Linked DNA regions of Homo sapiens: region 2 is linked to region 1. The links are chromatin loops, found by intact Hi-C in ENCODE. Cell type or tissue: Calu3. All regions are shown on one strand. Each heading gives the region's core, and the rest is flanking DNA. Links, peaks and the distances in the headings are about the cores only.

Region 1 (11,590 bases), core at 1,569-9,568:
AATAGAAATTGTATGTATATCTTAGAAAAATGAAACTTTACTAGTATTAGTTTTATATCATTTAAAAGTGTGTTATGAACATCGTTCTATGTCAACAAACATAAATATGTTTATTTGTTTATTGAGTCTTTTGTCCTTATAATCACTTTCTCATATACTTCTTTGTACTTATCTTTAGGGAAAACAGTGACTCAAGTTAATGATCATAAACAAAATCTTACGAAAGAATGGCTGAAAAACTGACTAAACCAGCCCTGGCTCTGTTTAGACTTGTTTGTTGCAGGGAGGAACTAAATATTATTTTCCCTTGCTTGAGTAAAAGGTCTGAGTAGATGAAACCTGTGATGTTTTCACAAACTGAGAATTGGCAAAAAGCCTTAATGCGAATTTTGTATTCCGAGAAAGGCTGAGACATACAGAGGACATTTGTTTTTACCCTAAATAGCTGACATTCTTTTATATGATAGGTATGACAACGTAGTAGAAAGGCAAGAGCACTAAATGGGCCATTAGGAAACCTGGGCTCTGAAACTGGAATTGTCACTAGCATTTCTGGAACGTTGAAAGGGTCTCTTTCCTTTTAAGAAATATCTTAGAAGCATTCTAGCTCTGCTATTTTAAGTCTCTAAGATTGGATTGAAAGATGTGGTGAATCATTAGGTGTAGGTTTTGCTTCTTCAGCTATTTCCATATAATCCTGAAAGTTATGCCATTCTCTAAAAGAAAGACAGTAAAGTAAATATTTCCTCAATTTATGTTGTATCTTTAGCTACCTACTTTATGAGCATACTCATTAACTTAAACTTAGTATTTTCCAAACAAATTTTAGTGAATGATTTGAGTGTCATACATCTTGGTTATCATCACTACCAAGTTAGTATCACTCATTACGGCTTGGTTGTAAAAATTTAGAGTTTCTAAATGTGGCCATGCTTGTTGTGCATAACTTACCTGCAGGGGTGTAATTCACATGGCTATGATCTGAATGATGAGCTAAACCTACGTCATGTGCAACCTGCAAAAAAAGTGTTTTGATTTTAAGTGCACTCATGACAGTTGTGATGGTTAATACTGAGTGTCAACTTGACTGGATTGAAGGATGCAAAGTATTGATTCCTGGTGTGTCTGTGAGGGTGCTGTTAAAGGAGATTAACATTTGAGTCAGTGGGCTGGGGAAGGTAGACCCACCCTTAATTTGGGTGGGCACCATCTAATCAGCTGCCAGTGTGGCCAGAATATAAAGCAGGCAGAAAAATATGAAAAGGCTAGACTGACTTATTCTCCCAGCCTACATCTTTCTCCTGTGCTAGATGATTCCTGCCCTCAAACATCGGACTCCAAGTTCTTGAGTTTTGGGACTCAGACTGGCTTTCTTGCTCCTCAGCTTGCAGATGAACTACTGTGGGATCTTGTGATCATGTGAGTTAATACCTTTATATATATATATATATATATATAAAATATATATGCATATATAAATTTATATAAACAAATATAAATGTATAAATATATAGGGTATAATATATATATATTTATCCTATTAGTTCTGTACCTCTATGGACTATCCTATTAGTTCTGTTCCTTGCAGATGGCCTATTGTTGGATCTTGTAATCATGTGAGTTAATACATATATATAGTATAATATATACATATTTAATCTATTAGTTCTGTCCCTTTAGAGAAACCTGACTAATACAACAGTTAAACATCTCATATAGGCAAGTAGATAGATATACATGAGTCATACATATGTGAGGGTTATGCTTGCTCATGATAATTTCTTTTTAGTTTCTCTGACTTTCCTGCTGTCTCACGCTTCCAAACCCTACACTTCGTAGGTTCACTGCCATGCCAGGATATAGGAACAAGTGCATCTCTATTAAGAAGGAACTTAATAAGTCATAGACCAATAGTCCAGGCAGAAGGAATCAGGTCAGACTCTGATGTTCTCAATTTTCCCACTAATGCCTGCTCTTGAAATTACATTCCCAGCCTGTTCCTTGGTACCCAAATTATTTGCTGGTTTCCTTCAAAAAAAAGTCAGATCTATGAAGTAGTGATTTTTGTCTATTTATTCACTGATATAATCCCAGGCTGGAGGAAAGCCTTGAATTAGGAGGTGATCCATAAATATTTGTTGAAGCAGTTCATTAATAAATATTCTGTCCAATTCAACTGGCAGCTGGTAATTTGCTCATTCCTGAACCCTAGTTCCAAGTCAGATGCTCAGTCTGCCAAAATTTCTGCCATTTTCCTTGGTTATGTAAATTGAGAGACACCAGATTCCCTGACACTGAAGCCCACATATCTGCTGTCCCAGGTCACCGAACATCTACCTGGCTGGGCTGTTGACTGCCCTTGGCCACCATAAGTTTTTGCGTCTGTGCTCTCTTTCTTGAGCTGTTTGCCCTCACATATAAGGGTGTCTTAGTCTGGCTCTGAGCACCTGCTCCAGTGTAAGATGTGTTTTATCTCAGGTCCCATGCCCTGTCTCACAGTCTTTCTCACTCCCCACTTAGGTCACATCCCAGCAGGATTAGCTATACTTGAGGCCGGCTAAGGATGAGTCTTGTATTTGGACAGCATTTGGAAATTATTTTTTTCAACCCAAGACTTGGAAAGCTTTGCAAACAGAGGGAGACACCACTGTCAGCCTCATTACCAACACTTTCAGGATAGACACCCAGCTCCTTCACATCCCTGAGAGTGGGGAAATTTACTGATGTTCTCTGAACTCCAGTTTCCTCACAAACAAACCAAAATTAGAGCTAGTATTGAGCCTGGCACAGTGGAGCCTACCTGTTTACCCAGATACTCAAGAGGCTGATGCTGTAGTATCACTTGAGGCCAGGAGTTTGAGACAAGGCTGGGAAACATGTTGAGACCCCCTTCCCCCCCAAAATAAAAATAATTTAGTTGGGCTTGTCGCACACACCTGTAGTTCCAGCTACTTTGGAGGCTGAGGTGGGAGGATCAATTGAGCCTAAGAGTTTGAGGCTGCAGTGAGCTGTGAATGTCCTACTACCCTCCAGCCTTGGTGAAAGAGCAAGACTAGGCCTCTAACTAAAAATAAATACATAAATGAGTTAAACAAAAATGAGCTAGTATTTGTGAACCTGTGTAATGTGGCCCTTTGTCCCTAGCAATTTCATTCAAATTAGCTTTCCTTCAATCCTCTCCTTAAAGGAAAACATAAAAGCAGTCATTTGTCAAAGGCCTTCTTTAAGTATCAAGGTCTTCCCAATACGAGGGGCTTGTACCTGTATCTGATCTGCTTTTGTGAGCCTGAATCTTTAGCTCCATGGAGCCCAGTTCCTGTTTCCTGACTATTGACCCCAGCCATTTAACCCCTCATCTTTTTCTTCCTTCTAGCATTTCTGCCTGTGTCGGAATCCTTACTGTACATGCTGATAATCTGCCTGACTCTTCAAAGGGCAGCCCCTTTGTTTGTTCTGCCTTCCAGTCCCTGACATAGCCTACCTGCTCTGTCTCTCAGGTGTTCTTTATCTGACATTTGTAGCATTTAGGAAATCCAATTTAGTATAAGAATTTTAACAGCTGAGAAGTCCCTTCCCTTTCTCCTTATACTTTGAAAATGAGGCTCAAGGCAGTGATATGATTTTTCTAACATAATAAATATCTGTTTCAGCAGGGGTTGCAGGGTTTCTAGAGCCTTAGTCCATTGACTCACCCAATCTGCTCCTTGTCCCTCATTCATCCTCAGGGAGTCACTGGGCCTATTAGCCAGCAAATTCTTACTTTACACCTACGACCACAGCAGCATTTTATGAACAGTTTCATTAATCATACAAGCTAAGAACATATAATTTTATGAGTAACTCATTTAGAACAAATACATTTGTTCTCTGATTCTCAATCTTCTTGAAAAGCTGCAAAGAAATTTTGACTTAATGCTTTTTTAACATAAAGGCTGTAAGAAAGACTATTCTTTACTAAACTTGTTAAGTATAGTTTGAGTGGTTAGGCCTCAAATATAGTTATAATGCATTGCATTTAACTAATTTATATTGCCTTAAATAATGCTGTTGTGCATTATTTAAGATAAGATTATTTAATCTATCAAGACAGGTTGTGAGCTCTTAGAGAACAGGTGTCAGTCATCACTGATTATCCAATAGCTAGTCCAGCGCTCAGGACGCATTTTTATTGCATGAAGAAATTCTTCAGAGCTAGTCAATGATGTAGGAAATATAGATGATAGTGGTATATATTTTAAATTGCCTATAATGTGCCCATATTAAAAAAAAAAAAAGAAAACAGATCAGTATTGTTTTGGTGGTCTGGCAAGAGACCTGAGAGATCCTTATACATTTCCCTTGCAAGTAAAAGACTCATCTTACTTGTTAGGAAACTTCTGAATTCCCCTTTTTCTCCATTTGGATGGAAGAAACTTCTCAGTGGCTGAAGTTTAGCCCCAAATGCTTATATTTTCTTCTGAATGATAAAAAAAAATGAGGAGGAATTTTAAGCAGCAAAATTTTAGCTCGTTGGGTTTTATGTCATATAAACATAGAACTCAGTCATAGAAAGGTTTTGGAGAGATCAAAATGCAAGTAAAAATCTCCAGATTCCAAGAATCCAGAATAGTCTACCATATGAGTAATGGAATCATCAATCTGTGGAGTCATTGGTTTTCTCTATTTTCCTTCCAGCCCTGAAAAACATTGTGTGTGTGTGTGTGTGTGTGTGTGTGTGTGTGTGTGTGTGTGGTTTTCCCTGAAGCAGAGTCAGAGACCCTTAATTTGCACAGGGCCAAATGTGTAAGTTATCAACAAGTTCCATGAATTGCTTTTGACCAGAAAAAGTTTACAAAGGATGCCAAAGTTCATAAAAGATGCCATTTAAGGGAGTGGCAAGCTAAGTGTTTGCTTCCCTTTCCTGCCCTAACACCCTTATAACAATCCATTCTTTATCACTCTGCAGGACTGAACTCGTTGTTGGCCACCTGTTTGGAAAACCATTCTCTTGTGGTTGGATCTAACACATACAGCATGTGAAGGTCAGCATGTTAAGTTTTCAGTTTTTTCCCACATCTAGACATTAGCTTTCTAGATAGATCCAGGCATATCATTTATCAATCTTACTTCTTCAGTTTTCCATCATTTATTTTCAAAAAGAACAACAACACTTGTTAGTTAAAATAAACAAAAAAGAAAGTTTGTTTTTAAAAAGACCAAGGCTACTAAACCTAAAACAATATTTCAAAAATTCTACATGTATTGTGTGCCGATTTTTATTACTATTTTTGGTCTAGTTTTAAGTATTACTAATGAGAATATAAGCAGAGAGTAAATAGGACTTGATATCTTAAAAATAAAGGTAGAGAATAGGGAACAGTTAAATAAGTTTACATGGCATTAGATTTACAAGTATCTTGGATTTATATCTATACTATATTTCCTTATAAAAAGAGGCATATACTTATAAAACTTTTAAAGGTACCTTGTGTGTTATTGCAAGGAATTATCTTTTTATTTGTCTATCTCCTGCACTTCATCCCTCATTTTTATTTATTCAGAAGGGATGTTTAAACTCCTGTTGGTGAGATGCACTTTAGGAGAAGTGATAAGATAACCCTACTTTTTTCTTTCATATATAATTCCTTAAGGTCAAAGAAATAATCTTTGTTTAATAACTTACTGACAGCATTTTTGCAAATGTTAACTGACCAAGGGGATTTAGGCTGTTTCATTTTGTTTTCCAACTTGGTATTTAATTTTGCTTCAGCCTCTAGGCTCTTTGGAATGCCAAGGCTGCAAGTGTAGAATGGCTACAGATCTAGAGAAAGCTATTGGCCATTGCAGGAACTCAGATGAAAAAAGATCACATGCTGGAATTAAGAGGAAGTACCTCATACATGACTATGGGTCATGCAGGAAGAAACCAATTTGTTTTATGGTTGATCCTAGTTCCAGTTGAGAGATTTAGACATTGCTACACAAAGCAGATAGCAGGGGGTTAAAAAACAGGTTGTTATGGTACTACTTGAAATTTTAGATGTAAGTAAAACCAGATATTCATTAATGCATTTGCTTGTTCTTCACTTATCTCTTTATTAAACATTTACTGTTGATCCCAGTTTGTTTCCTTTGAGTCTCCCCTCTATCCAGCGAGGTTTTTGTGGGTTAATGCAAAATGAGTGCCTCACAGGTTTTCCATTTTTAGAAGATTCGGCTTCTGCAACTAAATTGTTACTTTCCTCTGGTCATCTTCTTTCACTGATTCTTGTTCATCTCTTCACCCTTGCCTCTCAGTTAAACATTCACACCCCTCCCCCCACAAAAAAACACCCTGAGTTGTCACCTGGCTTCAAACGTATGTCTCTGCTGTGCCAGTATCTTGATCTCAGATCACTTCTGGCAGAATAATTCCAGTAACCCCCTCCATTTTTGCCAAGCAGCACAATTATTCTCTTGTACTTTTTGTTTGTTTTAGTGGCAGGTACTACTAGGTATAGCTTGGAACTGAAAGAACAATAGGGTTGGATGTTTGAGGCACAATTCTCAAAGGAATCCACATCATTGACTTCAGAATATGTTGTGCTGAAACTATCAATTACAGATTTATTATTAAGAATCCTGTACCAATTTGAGCACATAAGACTTTCCCTAGCATTTGTGCAGGAGAACCGCATTTCTGAGGAGTATTAAATGGTCATAAGGATTGTATTCTGAGAATATTAATGATATGAAAGATTAGAAAATTAAAGAAATATAAAATTTTGATAATTCAACAACAGAAATGAAAGGTATGTTGATGATTACTGAAGAAGTCACAAAATTGAAAAAAAAATCTTAGTCTCCGACCTTCAGGAGCTGAGAACTTGGTGGGAGAGATGCACAAACACATAAATATAAGTAAAACTATAAAGTGTTATGAGAGAAAAATCAACAAAAGCATCTTCCATAGGAATATACAGCAAGGAGAGAGTAATTTTAACCAAAAGAGTCTGAAAAAGTTACGGGAATATAAAGGGGTGTACATGGTCATGTTGTAGGCAGAGGAAACAATTTGAGTAAATAAGCTAATGATTTGCAAACCGAATGTATTCGTTTAGGTATCCAAACTTAATCACTGATCTAATGCTGCCATGAGAGAAATGTAAGGCATTTCTCTGCCCATAAAGAATTCCCATCCTGGTAAGGAGAAGAGACACAGAGAATTACAGTTTGATAAGTGATGTAACAGGAAGAGGTAGACTCAGAGAAGCTATCTCAGGCAGTTCTTTCTCAGAATCTCCTGGTAATTCAATTTTAAGAAATGGCAATGCCTGTAAATCACTATTTATCTGGGCATCTGATGTTTAATAGCAATTCCCAGGTGACTCTGGTGATCAAACAGGCTTTAGAATCAACTAACTATCGGATGATGAAACCTGAGTCTAGACAGAGGCAGAGAAGCTAGTTAAGTGCTGAAGGAGTGAGGAAAGGAGAAGGACAGAAATCTTCCAGGCAACGGGAAGAGCCTTTTTTGGATGCCAGAGAAAATGTTACTGGGTTCAAAGGAACTGTATGCATTTCAGAACCGCAAGAAAACAGGGTACATATTAGGGATGCATAAGAAGTGAATCTAGAGAGGAAAAGAAGAACCAGCTTGGGAAAGATCTGCATATTGTGCTGCATACTTTGCAGTTTTTTCTGCTATTGATGAGAATCTTTAAAAAGATAGGAATGTGGTAAAGGAAGCACCAAGCAAATGCTGCTGCTAATGCATTTGATATCCAAATAACTTTTTTTTTCACTTCTGTTTAAGTTCTTGGGTTGAAACATTTTACTAAAAATGGAGGTCACATGGTCATCATCCTTCTATCATAAGAGTTTGTACTCTTGGGTTCCATTTGGGTCTCCGTTAGTTTCATCTCTGCAAATAAGTTTAGTTGAGCTTTGTCCCTGGTAAAACAAAACAAAACAAAGCAAAACAACTCTGTATTTTGAGATTCTCTGTTTAAAGTCTCCTTAGATGTGAAAATAAGTAACAGTTACTGGTTTGTATTCAATGTATGTTATTAATCACTATGAAAAGCTCTAAAATCTCTGTTTTCTGATTAGTGATCTTTGGTTGCCAAAAAATTCCAGTGAAATATAGTTCTTTAAGCCCTTGCTAAGAGCAAGATGTGTGTGTAAATTCTGCGAGTGATAAGAGGGTGAGCGGGCACCCTCTCTGCCCTTATGAATCTTACAGGTAGAGCTAAAAGTGTAAAGAAGGTTTGAGTCTTAGGTTTCTCGTTAACAGCTGTCATCCTGGGAAAATACTTGCCTGCAACCTTATTTATTCATCTGTAAAAGGAATTCCTGAACAAGAGTATCTCCAAACTCCTTTCTAGTTTTAACTAGGAGTTTCCAGAAATCTAGCAGAGAAAGATATGGGGATAACAAAGTAGAAGTCTATATTGCATAGTGTTATTTAGGACCATGTTCTCTGGAGTCAGTCAAACCTGGGTTTAAATCCTGGCTCCATTATTTACTTACTGGAAAAACTGGGATAAGTTACCACCCCAATCATCTGTTTCCTTGTCCATTAAACACATGCTTATAATAGTGACTACCTCTTATATAATTATTATTACAACAAGCAAAGAGCTAATAATAATTCAAAGAAAAGGTCACGTATGAATGAGGGCTCACAATGCACTTACAAGAAGACAGCAATTGAGAAGATCCTTGAAGATGAAGGAGGGTCTCAGTAGGTAGAATCAGCAGACGAGAGATAAGAGACAAAAATGAGAGAAGTTCTTTCTAAAGGAGGGTAAAACTCACAAGGTTTTCACACATGTAGAGAACAGGATATACAGTACAATAGAACCTTCTACCTTTCATGAGTGATGCTTCCCTGAGGGCTGATCACTCATGATCACTCATGATTGAAACTACTTCACTGATAAATTCAAGGGAATGAAGTGACTTGCTTCATCGTTTCAGCAGAGAGCTTTCATGAAACCAGGATGGCAGTCCAAATATCATGGGTGCCAGGCCCTGATTCCATCCTATTCAATGGTAGATGAGTTCTTACGTATGAGTCCTGCTGTCGGATCTTGATGAGTAAGGGTTTGGACAAGTAACAGGTGAAATGGAAACTTGTTCCTGAATAAGTGCCAGTTTTGAGTAGGCCTCACTCTCCTTGGGAGGACTTCCATCTCCCTGACTCATCTACATTGGCTTTTGTAATTTCCACTGGACGTTTGCCTGTGTTCTACTTTGCTTGTCTTGGATCCAAACTCCAATTCTGCCACTTTCTAGCTGTGTCAGGTTGAATAAGTCACTTAATATATAGTCCTCATTTTCGTCATCTATAAAATGGTGATATGATGCCTTTCTAATTATGTCTTGTAGTACAAAATAAAAATAAATACAAATGTTTATATACTCCAATTGAATATGATTAAAATGAGGAATAATGATAGTTATTTCCATTAATTCTTCAAAAACTGGGCTATAGACCTTTGAAAATTTGAGGCGTAAGCAAAGAAACGTACTTGATTTGTTGTTGTTGAGCCTCAGTTACATAGATTGGCTTTCTATAATGGTCAGATCAACTGAACAATTGTCAAAGTTTCACCTCCTTCATTTCAATACAATATAAGCTAAAAAATTCTGAAGTGTACCTTGGACTGAAACCAAGTTTCTATAATTCCAGTCCATTTTTCTATTAAAATGATTAGCCTCTTGAATGTAAAATGTATTCCAAAATAAACTACACTATTACAGGGTCACCTTAGAAGGATCTCTTTAGAATGCTCACAGTAAAATATCTCATCTGATAGAAAGATAGCAAAAATCTATCGAGAGCCTAAATACTATTGGATACCCTCCCCCAACTAGAATATCTTGTTCACTGATGAATTTCTGGTGCCTAGCACAATGTATGGCACATAGAATTCATTTGTTCATTTATTAATTCACTCAACATATATGTATTAAAACCCAGAATTTAATAAAGCTAGTCACACAATCTTTATTCTCATTGGGCTTCAACAAACAAACAAACAAACAACATCATCATGTGGTCATCTACAATGATACATTCACTGTACTTGGTATTGCTGTGCATGTACAAGCACAGGCAAAAGAAAGCATCCCTGCTCCTAAGTTGTTTATAAGATGCTTCTCACGAACACATTTCTTAATACAGTGATGCACATTCACAAGTCTTTGTCTTTGTTCAAGATGTTTCCCTTTAGGAACACTCCCTTCTTTTCTAAGAAATTCTTATTATTTAAGAACTACATCAACCATTATCTTTTCCATGAAGCTTTTTGTAATGAGTTTCCAGAGGCATTAATCATTTCCTCATTTATGGTCCTATAACATTTTGTGGAAACATGTATTTCAACATTGTAGACCTAGATTGATCTATCTATGTCTATCAACTCTGTCTATCTATCTATCTATCTATCTATCTATCTATCTATCTAAACTTCTATTTGCCTGCAAGCTTCTTGAGTGGCATTCTATTAATCTATAGTTACTAAGTGGCTGACCTAAGCCTGACATATTCTCTACTTGGTGAATCCCATTCCTTCCTTTCTTCCTTCCTTCCTTTTCTTCCTTCCCTCCCTTCCTTCCTTCCTCCCTTCCTTCCTTTTCTTCCTTCCCTCCCTTCCTTCCTTCCTCCCTTCCTTCCTTTTCTTCCTTCCCTCCCTTCCTTCCTTCCTTTCTTCCTTCCTTCCTTCTGTTTTTTGGTTATAGACTAATAAACATCATCTAGAGGTATCAAATATATAGAAAGCTTAATTGTGACATACTAAACTATCCAGTTACTGATTCTAAGTCCAACAAAAAGAGAGGAGAGTAACTGAAGATATCAATTTGGGCTTCACAAAGTTAATATTTATTCCTGAGGGATGGTTAGGATTATGATAAATGGTAGGGAAAATAAAAAAGCATTTTAGGCAGAAGAAATTGCATAAATATGTTGAGAGACTGAAGTATTCATGGGTTAAGAAGAAAGCATACAATTGACCAATGAGATCTAATTAAACTAAAGGGCTTTTGCACAACAAAAGAAACTATCAACAGAGTAAACAGACAACCTACAGAATGGGAGAAAATTTTTACAATTTATTATGCATCTAACAAAGGTTGAGAATTGCTTGAACCCAGGAGGCAGAGGTTGCAGTGGTCTGAGATCGCGCCATTGCACTCCAGCCTGGGCGACAAGAGTAAAACTCCATCTAAAAAAATAAATAAATAAAAATAAATAAATTAGTAAAATTTTTAGTTGTGTATCAAGAAATCTGGACAATCAAAGCCTGAAGTTGCTTCCCCTTATTGAGAAGAAGGAAATGGAAATGGTTCTATAAAATTAACTGATGCAAGGCAGGGTTCCCGGTACCAGAGCTAAATAGGACAGCATGGAAGTTATTCAGATGAACAATGAGTGTGAGTACAAGTTGCACCCTAAGGAATACTAAGTATAAAAGATGGGGAACCCAAAGTTAATTCTCAAGTCCAAAGGTCAGGACTGGAATACAAATGACAAATAAACTACAAAGGCTGCAAATTCAGGAAGCCATTAGAAGATAGGGAGGTGACGCCGGTGCAGTGCAAACAGCGAGAAAAAGAGTAAAGG
Region 2 (11,590 bases), core at 1,848-9,847, 68 kb before region 1:
CATCATGTCCAAAATGAAATTTCTGACTTTTTTTCAAACCTGCTCTCTCTCAGTCTTTCCACTTTTGGTTTATGTCTGCTCCATCCTATGAATTTCTTAGGCAAAAAGCTTTGGAATCATTTTTGACAAGTCTTTTGCTTTCATACCTCACATCTAGTCAATCAGCAAAAGCAGTTGACTCTACTTTAAAGTAAATAATATCCAGATTCTAACCACTTCCTCCTATGACAGACTGCAATCATCAAGCCGTCTCTTGCCTGGATTATTGTAATAACCTTCTATATGAACTCATTGCTTCCCTCCTTATCTACTTACGGTCTATTTTTCAACACAACAGGAAGAATACTCTTACTACGTCTCAATTTAGATCTATGTTTCCTTTGATCAAGACTTATTATCTTTTGCTTTCATTCAAAGTAAAAGAGGAAGTCTTTAGAATGGTCTGTCATATCCTATATATTTTAAATCTCTTTCCCTTTATGCCTTCATTTTAAAATACTATCTTCCTAGCTTACTTCATTGCAGCTGCGTTGGCCCCTTTGCTCTTTTCTGAACATGTTGTACGTGATTCTACCTTGGGGAACTTGCATATGTTATTTCCGGAATACTTTCCTACCAGGTACCACTTGATTTGTTTCATCTCTTTTAAATTATTTCTTAAACTTCACCTTCTCATTGAAGACTTCCATTGCCACATTATTATAAACTGTTACCTTCCTCCAACCTTCTCAATAGTTCTTGGCTATTTAGTTTAGGATTATCACTGTTTAATAAGCTATATAATTAGTATATCCATTTTATTATCTGCATTCCTTACCTAGAATGTAACTTCCTGGAAGAAAGGAATTTTTGTCTATTTTATTCATGGCTGCTGGGTTGCACAACTCCAGGGGCACCATTTCCATTATTGCAGAAAATATACTGCGAATGTTAGATTCTTAAAAATATTATGTGAGGCCAGTGTGGTGGCTCACGCCCATAATCCTGCAGTTTGGGAGGCTGAGGTGGGTGGAACACTTGAGCTCAAGAGTTTGAGACCAGCCTAGGCAATATGGAGAAACCTCATCTCTAGAAAAAAATACAAAAATTAGCTGGGCGTGGTGGCATGTGTGGGTAATCACAGCTACTTGAGAGGCTTAGGCAGGAGAATTGCTTGAGTCTGGGAGGTGGAGGTTGCAGTGAAATGAGATCATGTCACTGGAATCCAGCCTGAGCAACAGGAGTGAAACCCTGTCTCAAAAAAAAATATATATATATATATATATGAATCAAACAATCAATCTATGTTTAGAAAGTATGTCTGGTAAGAGTATATTACCATATACTGAAATGGAAAATAAAGCACAAGTCAAAATTATTTTTACATGATGCTCTGTAAAAAAATAAAAAATAAGAATAAACCCCAAAGCCTATCTCTGGGAAAGGAAAAAGGGCTAGAGAAATCACATCAAATTATTTGAAAGTTCTACCTTTGGGTAATATGACTATTATAATATTTAAAATATTTATTTCCACTTTTCTGTATTTTTCTACTTTCTTCATTAATAAGTTTTAATTTTATTATCAAATAAATACATATTGTGGTAAAAAATTATCACAAAAAATAATTTTAAAACCACTGCCCTTGCTGCATTGAAGCTTATATATCTTTGCTGTATTTCACTCTCATCTTCCAGCAAGTATTCTCTGCTATTCCTCACCCTTGATCTAGATGTCTGCTTGACCCAGATCACCTATAGGCTGTTGGATTTTTTAAATAGAGTCAAGCAGCAGCAATAGACACTTAGAAAAAGCACAGCATTAATAGAAACAGGAAACTTAATTGACAAAAATGATTTCCAAAAAGAAGTAAAAGCCTCTTCAGCATAGCAATGTGTTCTATCCCAGGTCAGCTCAGTTAAGAGATCTGAGCACAGTTTTCAAACTTTATCTTTCCTAAATTGGTGTGTGGGGGGGTTTGGGTGTGTGTTCACTTTTTTTTCTATTTTGGAAAAGGGGAACAAAGCAATAAATTACAAAAATAATGAAATAAGTGAACTAAAATCACAGAAATGCTATTCAATTAAAAATAAATGAAGCAAGCTTAAGGTTTAGCTAAGGACTCTCCTGAAAATTGCACATTAAAGAGAATAACTCAGACTCCACTTTATAAATAACAACTTACCCTCCTGAACTCACATGGTTTGATAAAAAGAAACCTGTTCTTTTAAACAGTATTTACTTTGTATTATTGACTATTCTTTGGAGGTAAATTAAAAATAATAGAGAAAGGCAAGAAAGAAGATCATTTGCCAAAGAAACATGACAAAAGCATCTGAAGGACCACCTGCTTTTAACTCCTCCTTTTCCCCACAAAACACAAAAAAAAGCCCCAATCCTGAACCAGAAAATAAAGCAACAACATTAGGGAAAGGGTGAACTGACAGCAAATCTATTAAGTGCCTGGATGGGTGTTACTCAGAAAATGTTTGGGACAAGGTTGGTCCTGAGAGATGACATAGGCCTGTGGTTTGCAATCCACACAGTATGTTGAAATCCTCTGGGAAGCTCCTGCTAGGACTCTCCTCTCAGAGGTTCTGATTCCTTTGATTTGGGTGAGGCCTTAGAATTGGGAAGTTTCAAAAGCTCCCAGGTGATTCTAACATGCTGTTATGGCTAAGAGCCACTGCATGGGTCTAAGGCCTTCATTTTATGAATGAAGAAACTGGGTGGAGATCTCCGTGGCTCACCTGGCTCATCAGTGGCAGAACGAGTGCTATGTTTCAAGTTTACTTCTCTTTCCACCTAACATCCTTTGTACTGCTTCAGCCCAGGACAAGGTCTTACTCATCTCATAGCTACTTTACCCTGCCTGCATTTAATGAGGCTGGCCCTGTGATAGGTGTCCCGTAAATATTAATTAAATAAATTCATATCTAGTTTTCAATTGCTGATAATGACCATATTGGAAAACTTATCAATAGAAGTGGAGTGTGCCAACTGCCAAGGGATTTCCAGAGTTTCCAGAGGTTCAGCATTGAGAAACTCTCTGATTGCCTATTTTTAGGACTCAACAAGCCATCCCCACATAACCCTAGAAGCTGCAATGACTTCTATCAAAGTTGCATGATACCAGCTAAATGAAGAGATTTTAGGGCAGGCTGGGGGTAAATGGGGTTTTTGGGAAATGAGGAAAGAAGGAAATTCAGAGACATTACACGTGAGCCACATGTAAAATGAAGGAAATATACACAACCAGATCATACTAGGAATAATGACAGGCTGAAAAAGGTGGGAATATGGGGACAAAGTGAAGTTTTCTCTTGATCTGGGCAAATATAGAAAGTGTTAAACAAGAGGAGGAAAGGTTTGAAGAACAATGGCATTCAGATAAGGATGAGCTCACACAGAGGTGATATCTACTTGGTATGATTCACAATCCAAGTTTTCCTTTAGTTATTTTCAGGAGCACCAAGATACTTTATTGCCTTTCAAACTTCTGCTGGCCTTGGCCTTACCTTCAGATATTTAAATTCTGTAGAAACAGAGTGAGAATTCTGATGCATCTGCTTAATTTAAGGAGAATTCAAGTCAAATTGACTGGCAATGATCTTTGCACCTCACCCATCATGCTAATGTCTGAGACTCCACATTAGAGCTGCAAGCCTTTACTTATAAGCCTGGTCTCAATATGAACATTGTCCAGGAACAGGCCACACTTAAGGTTGTGTCAGTTATTGATACTTTAAGATAATGAGTGAATGAGTTCCATCACATCCTTATGGAGTAGTTTTGATCATCATCATTACAGAAACAATAATGGGTTTCCAGCAGCTGTCTTTCACTCTTCCACCTTTGTGAGGAACAAAGCCACTTAAGTTTGCACAGTGCTTTATAGTTCACAAAATATCTTCATATCTTATCATTTATTATTGTATGTCCCCTTTTTATAGATGAGAAAAAGTATTAAGTAACATCTCCTGGCATCCTCTTCTATTACCACCCTTGATGAGGAACTCAATTTGAGAGAAATAGGGCATTCTAGTGGGTGGAGCCACTCAAATTTGATAGATGGGCCAGAGGCATCATAGTTCTTTCCCAGGATCATGGTGAGTCAGATCCTGTCCCAAGCCACCTCCTCTACCAAGAATGGCAATCTTGCAATAAATGATTAGAAAACAAGCCAATAATCCTTTTTTTAAATTAAAAAACAATTTATTGAAAAAGAGTAATGCTTTATACAAATTCCTATTATAAAACCCCAAAATGTCTATTGGTCTGTTTCCAGGTGTGGTAGAAGAATATAAAAAGATCAAAATTGGATAAATTCTATTGTAACAATTTCGTTGGTCATTTTGGGCCATAAAATTTTTTTGTAATGTTTGGTAACTGATATCCACATGGAATTACACTCACACATCATGAAGATCTATGTATGTGGCAAAAGCCATTTAAATTTTAACTTCCAAAAGCATATATTCTCAGGTTTGGAAGGCACACTAAAATTTATTAGGTCCAATTCCTCATAAGACACAGTGGCTGACTTTCCTTGTGTAGTTTATTATGAAGTACCATTTCCAAACTAACTATCCTAGCAGCGTCAGCTGCCAGCTAACAGCAAGAGCTCTGAGGGCATCACTGAACAGATAGCACCTTATGAGTTATTATGATTCAAAAATCTCCCTTGCTGTTGGATTTACCAACACGTAGGCTTTTATTTCTTCCCATTACATCTGTTTAGCCACAGAAAGCATCGGGCCATACTCACTGCAGAAGATAAGACTTCCTCAGAATCTTATTTGTTTAGTGCACTCAATTTTACTTCACTGTCTCATCACTTGAGAGACTGGTTAAGGCAAGAAACCCATTTCTTAACATTTTTTTTGTTTTCAAACATTTGAAAAGCAACACCAAAACGTATGCAGTTAATTCCTCAATTCTTTCCCTTAGTATAGCACTTTTTAAATTACAAAACCACACTTACATGTATTCTATCTCACTGGATCCCCACAACATCACTGTGAGGTGGGAAGATCAGGAATTACAAACCACCGCTTACAGATGAAGCAATAAGCTTACAGCAGCCAAATGCCTTGCTCAAACACAGACGGTGATTGATAGCACCAAGACTCAAATCCAGGTCTCCAGACACCAATGCCAACACCCTTTCCATTACATCATCTTGCTCAAGTGAAATAGCATTCTGTACAGACTGGAAAAGTAAGAGCAGTTGTTAAAATGGAACAGAGCACAAACATGTCAGACACAGCTGAAAGAATGGAAATAGACTGGTAGAGAGAGGAAGGCACTGAGCCACATGAAGGTATGTGCGTAGGTTTTGTTCAGTGGAAATAGACTGGTAGAGAGAGGAAGGCACTGAACCACATGAAGGTATGTGTGTAGGTTTTGTTCAGTGGAAATAGACTGGTAGAGAGAGGAAGGCAGTGAATCACATGAAGGTACGTGTGTAGGTTTTGTTCAGTGACTTCTTCAGTGTCTCAGCCAGCTGAGCAAATAAAGACACTACATAGGCATAGTTCATGTTCAAAGAATGAGAGTAATATAAACTAATTAATATTCACACTACCTCTTCTAACTGGTTAAGTATCATTATCTCAATTTGGCAGATAGAAAAAAGAGGTAGAAAGATTAAGTGACTTGCTTACAGCTACAGAGAGAATATTTGTCACCAGATTATCACTCCAGAAAGTCTAGCACTTTGTTCAGACAAACAGACCACACCTTATTAGGAAGATATAAAACGCATGATAATTACACTTGGGAAAACAATACAATTAAGGAATGGGGAACAAAAAGGTAGTTTAGGGGGATATAAAACTATGAATAAGTAGCTTAAAAATTCAATCAATAAAGTTGTGTTACAACACCTGGGGGAACAGCATGCAGCTACTCAATTGGACAAATATTTTCAAAGCAAACAAGAGTGCTATGGGTCAGAGTACAGGGATTGTGTGGGAAGGTCAACAGGAATTTATCACTTTGGTCATGCAGAAAGATTTGCCTCCAAAGTTCTGATTTGTAATAAATTCTTCTTGGCTTTAGAAACTAAAATGTAGGCTATGAAATGTGTTAGATTCAGGAGATAGAGACCAATGAAACACAAAACAAATAAGGGCTTAATAACGATGCAAGTGCTATAAGATTATGGTAAAAAATAAAATAAGTATATGAAAAGGGCACGCATGAAGAATTGAAAGAATTCATCCTTGGTAAATTAGGCTAGGTCTTGTGGCAAAGGCACCCAAAGCTAATGAAGAAGAGTAAATGATATTTGACTGTTACATATGTATATATAGACGAAAAAGAAAATATACCAATAAACATCTTCATCAATATGGAATTAAATACATTTACCTATTTTAGAGATATTTTAAGTATGCTAGTATCAACATAATGAGAATAGTATTTTACTGTCTATTTTTAATAGAAAAACATGTATATATACATATCTATATATATTTAAGGAGCACCCCTTCCCCCAGTTGAGTATGATTACTCAATGGGAAGCAGTAATACAAATGGAAAAATCTTCCCTCCTATATTGAGGAAAGAAGATAAAATAAGATTAAGCCATGTTTAGCACTGAGTATTTTAACACATGGGTTTTTTGTTTGTTTGTTTGTTTTGTAATACCATACTTCAGATTACAATACCCAAAATTCTAAGGTCCTAATGTTAATGATAGTATCTCAATGTCCATTTTCGGTTTGTTTCAACATGATTTTCTCCTTTTGCCTCTGTGTCACACGTAGTCTTTCCCGCTGGAAGGTGCAGGTTTTGGATAGGGCCTTGGTGTTGGGTAAGAGGTTGTTTTTCGGGGACAGGAACAGCAAAGTAGGGCACCTCCCAGAAGGCAGAGAGAAGCAGCAGCCCAGCCAGTGAAGAGAGCCTGACCAAATTCGTACCTAAAAGGAAAAACCCATGTGCTTGTTAATCAGTGAATTATTGGCAACTTTTCTAATATAATAAAAGGAAAAAAAATCAATACTCATTGTATTTTTTTCATTGAAAATAACCCCTGAATATCCCTTGGGAAGTACTTTAAGATTTCTGAACATACACGCCAAAGAATGTTTATATTGCAATTGGTGACAATTTGCAATAGTAGATCAGGAAATAACACATGTAATACCAGGTTAATTACACAAATAATTCCAAGGACTTTTCCATATATAGGATACTTGTAAAGCATGTTTATATGTTTTAGAAGTAGGGTTTGGATCATGGTTCCTAGGCTGAAACTTAGCAAAGGAAGCTTTATCACTAAGTAGTAATCATATTCTATAAAGAAACTGATAGAGCATAATGGAGATAATCAGAGCTTTGAACAGATGATCCATTGGTCCCAGGCACCTATACAATCTGAAATCCAAATCTTATGGTTTTGTAAAGAAAAGTTCTAAGCAGCCCATGAACCATTCTGGATTAAGCTGATCCAGGCAGATGTATTAAAGCAGACACTTAGGGTGGGGTATCTGTGAGTGATTATGGACAATACGGAAGAGTAGAGAAGGGTTGGTTCTATAAGTTATAAGGCCAAGTCTAAATCCTGATGCAGACTCTCAACTGCTGCAATTCTGGGATAGCAACTTCACCTCTCAGCCTCAGTTTCTCCTACTCTCAAAGCAGGATAATCCCACCTGCCTCAATAGACTGCTTTTAGGATCACATGCAATAATGTAAATAACAATTGCAAAATGGCTGGCAATTTATAAAGTGCTTTCCTGTGCATTACTGGTGTTATTACCTTGGCGAAATTTTAGCCTACTGACCTCTAGCAGTTTCTATTCTTACACTGTAAATCTTATGGGATGGGCTCCAACACAACCATTGCAGTATGTGTTCTCCCATATGTGGGTGATTATATAAAAAGAAACACATCTTATCTCTCCAAACACTGAGGTTTTTCATCCATTCATCTAAGCACTCAACAAACAATAATTATATTTTAACATCCTGACTGAATGTAGTTATTAGGCATTAAAGATGTGAAGACAGTGAGATGAAGAGCCTCGTCTCTGATTAAAGAATGTTGTTACACGAGAGCTAAGAATCAGCTCAACTTGCACAACCTGCAGTATTAAGAAAGATGACCTTTGTAAAGCCAATTTTACAGTTGTGAAAGAACAAAAAATTTCAAGGTGGTATCTGAACATACTAAAAACATACATAATAGCTTTACGTGTAAAAATGAACTGTTGGGAATGAAGTATTATTCATTAACCCCTATAGTAGTATAATTTTTCTCAATCAATCATAAACTGTGCATTAGTTACAAATAATCTTAGGTAGGTGTTGTAAACATCAGAATACACTTCAAAAAGGAAATTTCAAATATATTAACATCTTTATTAATATTTGAAAAAACAAACAAAAGAAAGCCCAGTTATACAGTTGAAAAGCACAGAGCTTGAAACTTTTCTACTTTGGAAGGTATTTTGTCATCAATACAGGGTGTTAAAGCAATTATCAAACTCATTTTGACATAAGTCAGAGATCATTTAAATTGTTTGTAGGTTTGACATAAAATTCTTGAAAGCAAATCTGGGAAATGATGGCACTAGCAGGACTTTGTAGAATATAAAAAGGGCATTTTCTCAGAAAACAAACTATTTTACGCCTGAATAGCGTTACCTGGCATTGACTGGGGTCATAGGGTCATAGAATTCTTGAACGATTCTATTGCCATACCATGCTGTGGCAACTAAAATAGCCAGACCTATAGAAATTCAAAACAAAAGACTGTTAATCACCATGGAACACTGAGCCTAAATACACAACCTGTTAAACCAAAACATATTTTGCAAGAATTAAATCTCATCAATAGTGTTGACATTTTTATTTTGGTATTAGGGAGATTAGAAGTCCAGATATGATTTATTCCAAGTATCTATTAAAATATAAAAAAATACTAGGTTGGCATTAGACAAAATTTATACTTTTTTATGATATCTTGGCACAAATAATTCTTTTTTGGAAACAATTAGGCAGGTGTATGTTGTACAAAATCTCTTTTAAATATGCTGTTATACATTAGGATACTAAACTACATTTGATAAAACTATTGTCATTATTAGTACAGGTAGAATTACTTGCAAAAGGGGAAGATGAAAACTCTTCTATGTTCTTGATCAAACTCAAAATTTACATTTCTGCAGAGTCAAAAGGAATGCAAGCAGCTAGATAGAGTGAGATCAGGACATGTCTCAGAATGGACCAGAATACCTGCATTACTACTGCCCCATTGGCCAAGGGAATACCTGATATAGGTATAGGTTGGCCTGAGATTTGTTGAGGGTGCCACATCAGATCAATTTATGCAACCCAATCTCAATTTCCCATGGCATTTTATATTCAATGATAGCAGAGAAATCATTTAGTCAAAATCATTCACTTAATCATTTATAAGATGTATAAAATACTTCATTTTTTTATCAAAAAAGTTAAATAACTTTTTTGTAGTAATTCTAAGTATTCATCAATATAGATAGATTAGATGTTTCTATGCTACTGTCTCTCCCCAGCCAAAAACATGGTCCAATGTAATTGCCTCTAGACATGACAGAAAACACTATTGCTTTTGGCTTCTCAAATAGACCATGCGAATGGTCTTGAACTTGTGATGCTTACTCCTAAGAGAAGTCCCTGAAACTGGAATAGGAGTGATGCAGTCACATGTGGGAGTTACAAGAAGGCAAGCGAAGGAAGAATGCAATGCATTTCATCCTCATCGTCTTCCAAGCACTTCATACACTTCATGCCACGATGGCCACAAAGATTACTATTCGCAGCCTTTGATATAAGAGTAAATTATTGGGAATAAGACACTATCCATGCCTTTTCAGAGAGGAGTCAATTTGTATTTGGGTAAACTGAGAGACTGGTCATTTTAAACTAACCACATCTTTAGCAAAGCCACAGATACTCTTCCTCAATTACTGGTTAAACTGACATATTATACTGAAGCAAAAGCCCCTACAAGTCTTCTGTCAAAAAGAAAATAAGAAAATAAAGTCTATTCTAGTTTTTTTCTATTAGTAGATTTGTATCATTAATTATATCTGTTATTTTTTTAAAATAATATACTATAATATACTACATATATAATATATGCATCTAATACCTAATATAGAGAACATATAGTAGTCTATTATTATAGCTGTATAATTTATATGGAGATTATCAACATATATAACACAGTGTATAGATATAAAGATATATATATACACACAGAGAGATTGCATATGTATGTACATATACACACGTAAGTATACATACACTATAATTTTTTAAATAGGCATTATTATAAAGCTTTGAAATAATGCTGTCCATGTTTTCTGACTTTGATTTTCTCAAATGACACATAATGTAACTTATCAATCAACACTTGAATTAAAAAACAGATATTTCTTTTCTTTTCTTTTTTCTTTTTTTTTTAGACAGTCTTCTGTTGCTTAGGCTGGAGTGCAGTGGTGCGATCTCGGCTCCCGAGTTGAGGTGATTCTCATGCCTCAGCCTCTGGAGTATATGGGATTACAGGCGTGCACCACCACACCCAGCTAATTTTTGTGTTTTCAGTAGAGATGGGGTTTCACCATGTTGGCCAGGCTGGTCTTGAACTCACGACCTCAGGTGATCCGCCCTCCTCAGCCTCCAAAAGTGCTGGGATTACAGGCGTGAACCACCACACCTGGCCTAAAAAACACGTATTTATTTTAAATGGAAAATATAATATTATTTTATCAAAAAAATTTAAAGGTATTTCTGTATTTTTTTTTTCCTAACTGCTTTAAACTGACCATTCCAACAGGCCACCTCTACTCCAGTTGGCCTTTCTTTTCATTGATCTACAGGCACATCCTGTTTATTCTCGAATTAGATCTGCCCAGCTGGAATGCTATCCTTATTTTTCTCCAATAATCCCAATCCTTCCATCCCTCACAGACCTGAAGGGTTCACATATTCTTGTGTTTTCTCTCACTACTCCCCATCTTTTCCACATAGTATCTGTGGAGACACCATAGGAATTATCTGAATTACATGAACTTCCTCCTTAGCGTTTGCTAAATAGTGAACAACTTTCTTCACTGGAAGAGACTGGTTCTAACAAACCAGTTGCCACTTGAAACTTCAACCAATAGACCTGTCAGATGTGAGCAGAGCTCTCACATTTTCATTTAGTTTGTGTTTGAGAACATGAAAGTCAACTGGACTTCAGGTCTATGTTTGCAGTTTGCCTTAGAGACTGAAATCAAGTATAATGAATCCAACGTAATAGATTTCAAATCATACCAGGAACAGGTTAGTAAGGTGAAAGGGGGGCACAGCCTCTATTACCTGCAAGAAGAAATATCGCACCCCCAATGACAGCCATCCTCATCTTCTGCACCTCATCGTCTTCCAAGCACTTCATACACTTCATGCCAACGGTGGCCACAAAGATTGCTATCACTCCCAGGAGGATGCCAACCACCATCAAGGCACGGGTTGCTTGCAATGTGCCTGGCAGAAAACATTTTAAAACATGTAAAAATATGCTTGGACCAACAAGAGAAAAATGGAAGAAGACCAAGTATATGTCACTGTTGTA

Evidence for each region. Hi-C counts contacts between places; a loop is a spot of excess contacts. Peaks named below come from ENCODE experiments on the same cell type or tissue, not always from the same donor. Only the 100,000 strongest peaks of a DNase experiment are listed, where the experiment ranks them.
Region 2: a loop joins it to region 1, with 5 times the contacts of the local background. A loop is called at or near these places in 3 of 110 quality-filtered maps.

The regions. Positions count from the first base shown.
Region 1 is chr3:190,369,583-190,381,172 of GRCh38, forward strand. It overlaps a transcript of CLDN16 not described here. Among named protein-coding and RNA genes, the nearest start is that of CLDN16, 13 kb to the right of the region's middle. In Calu3, for the core only: no CTCF peak of the experiment used is centred there; DNase peaks (open chromatin) are centred at 4,849 and 6,299.
Region 2 is chr3:190,301,535-190,313,124 of GRCh38, forward strand. It overlaps CLDN1 (claudin 1), which reads right to left. Exons shown (of 4, transcript NM_021101.5): 2 at 11,338-11,502; 3 at 8,635-8,719; 4 at 4,173-6,905. The coding sequence ends at 6,743. It also overlaps a transcript of CLDN16 not described here. Among named protein-coding and RNA genes, the nearest start is that of CLDN1, 15 kb to the right of the region's middle. In Calu3, for the core only: no CTCF peak of the experiment used is centred there; DNase peaks (open chromatin) are centred at 4,067, 5,107 and 5,917.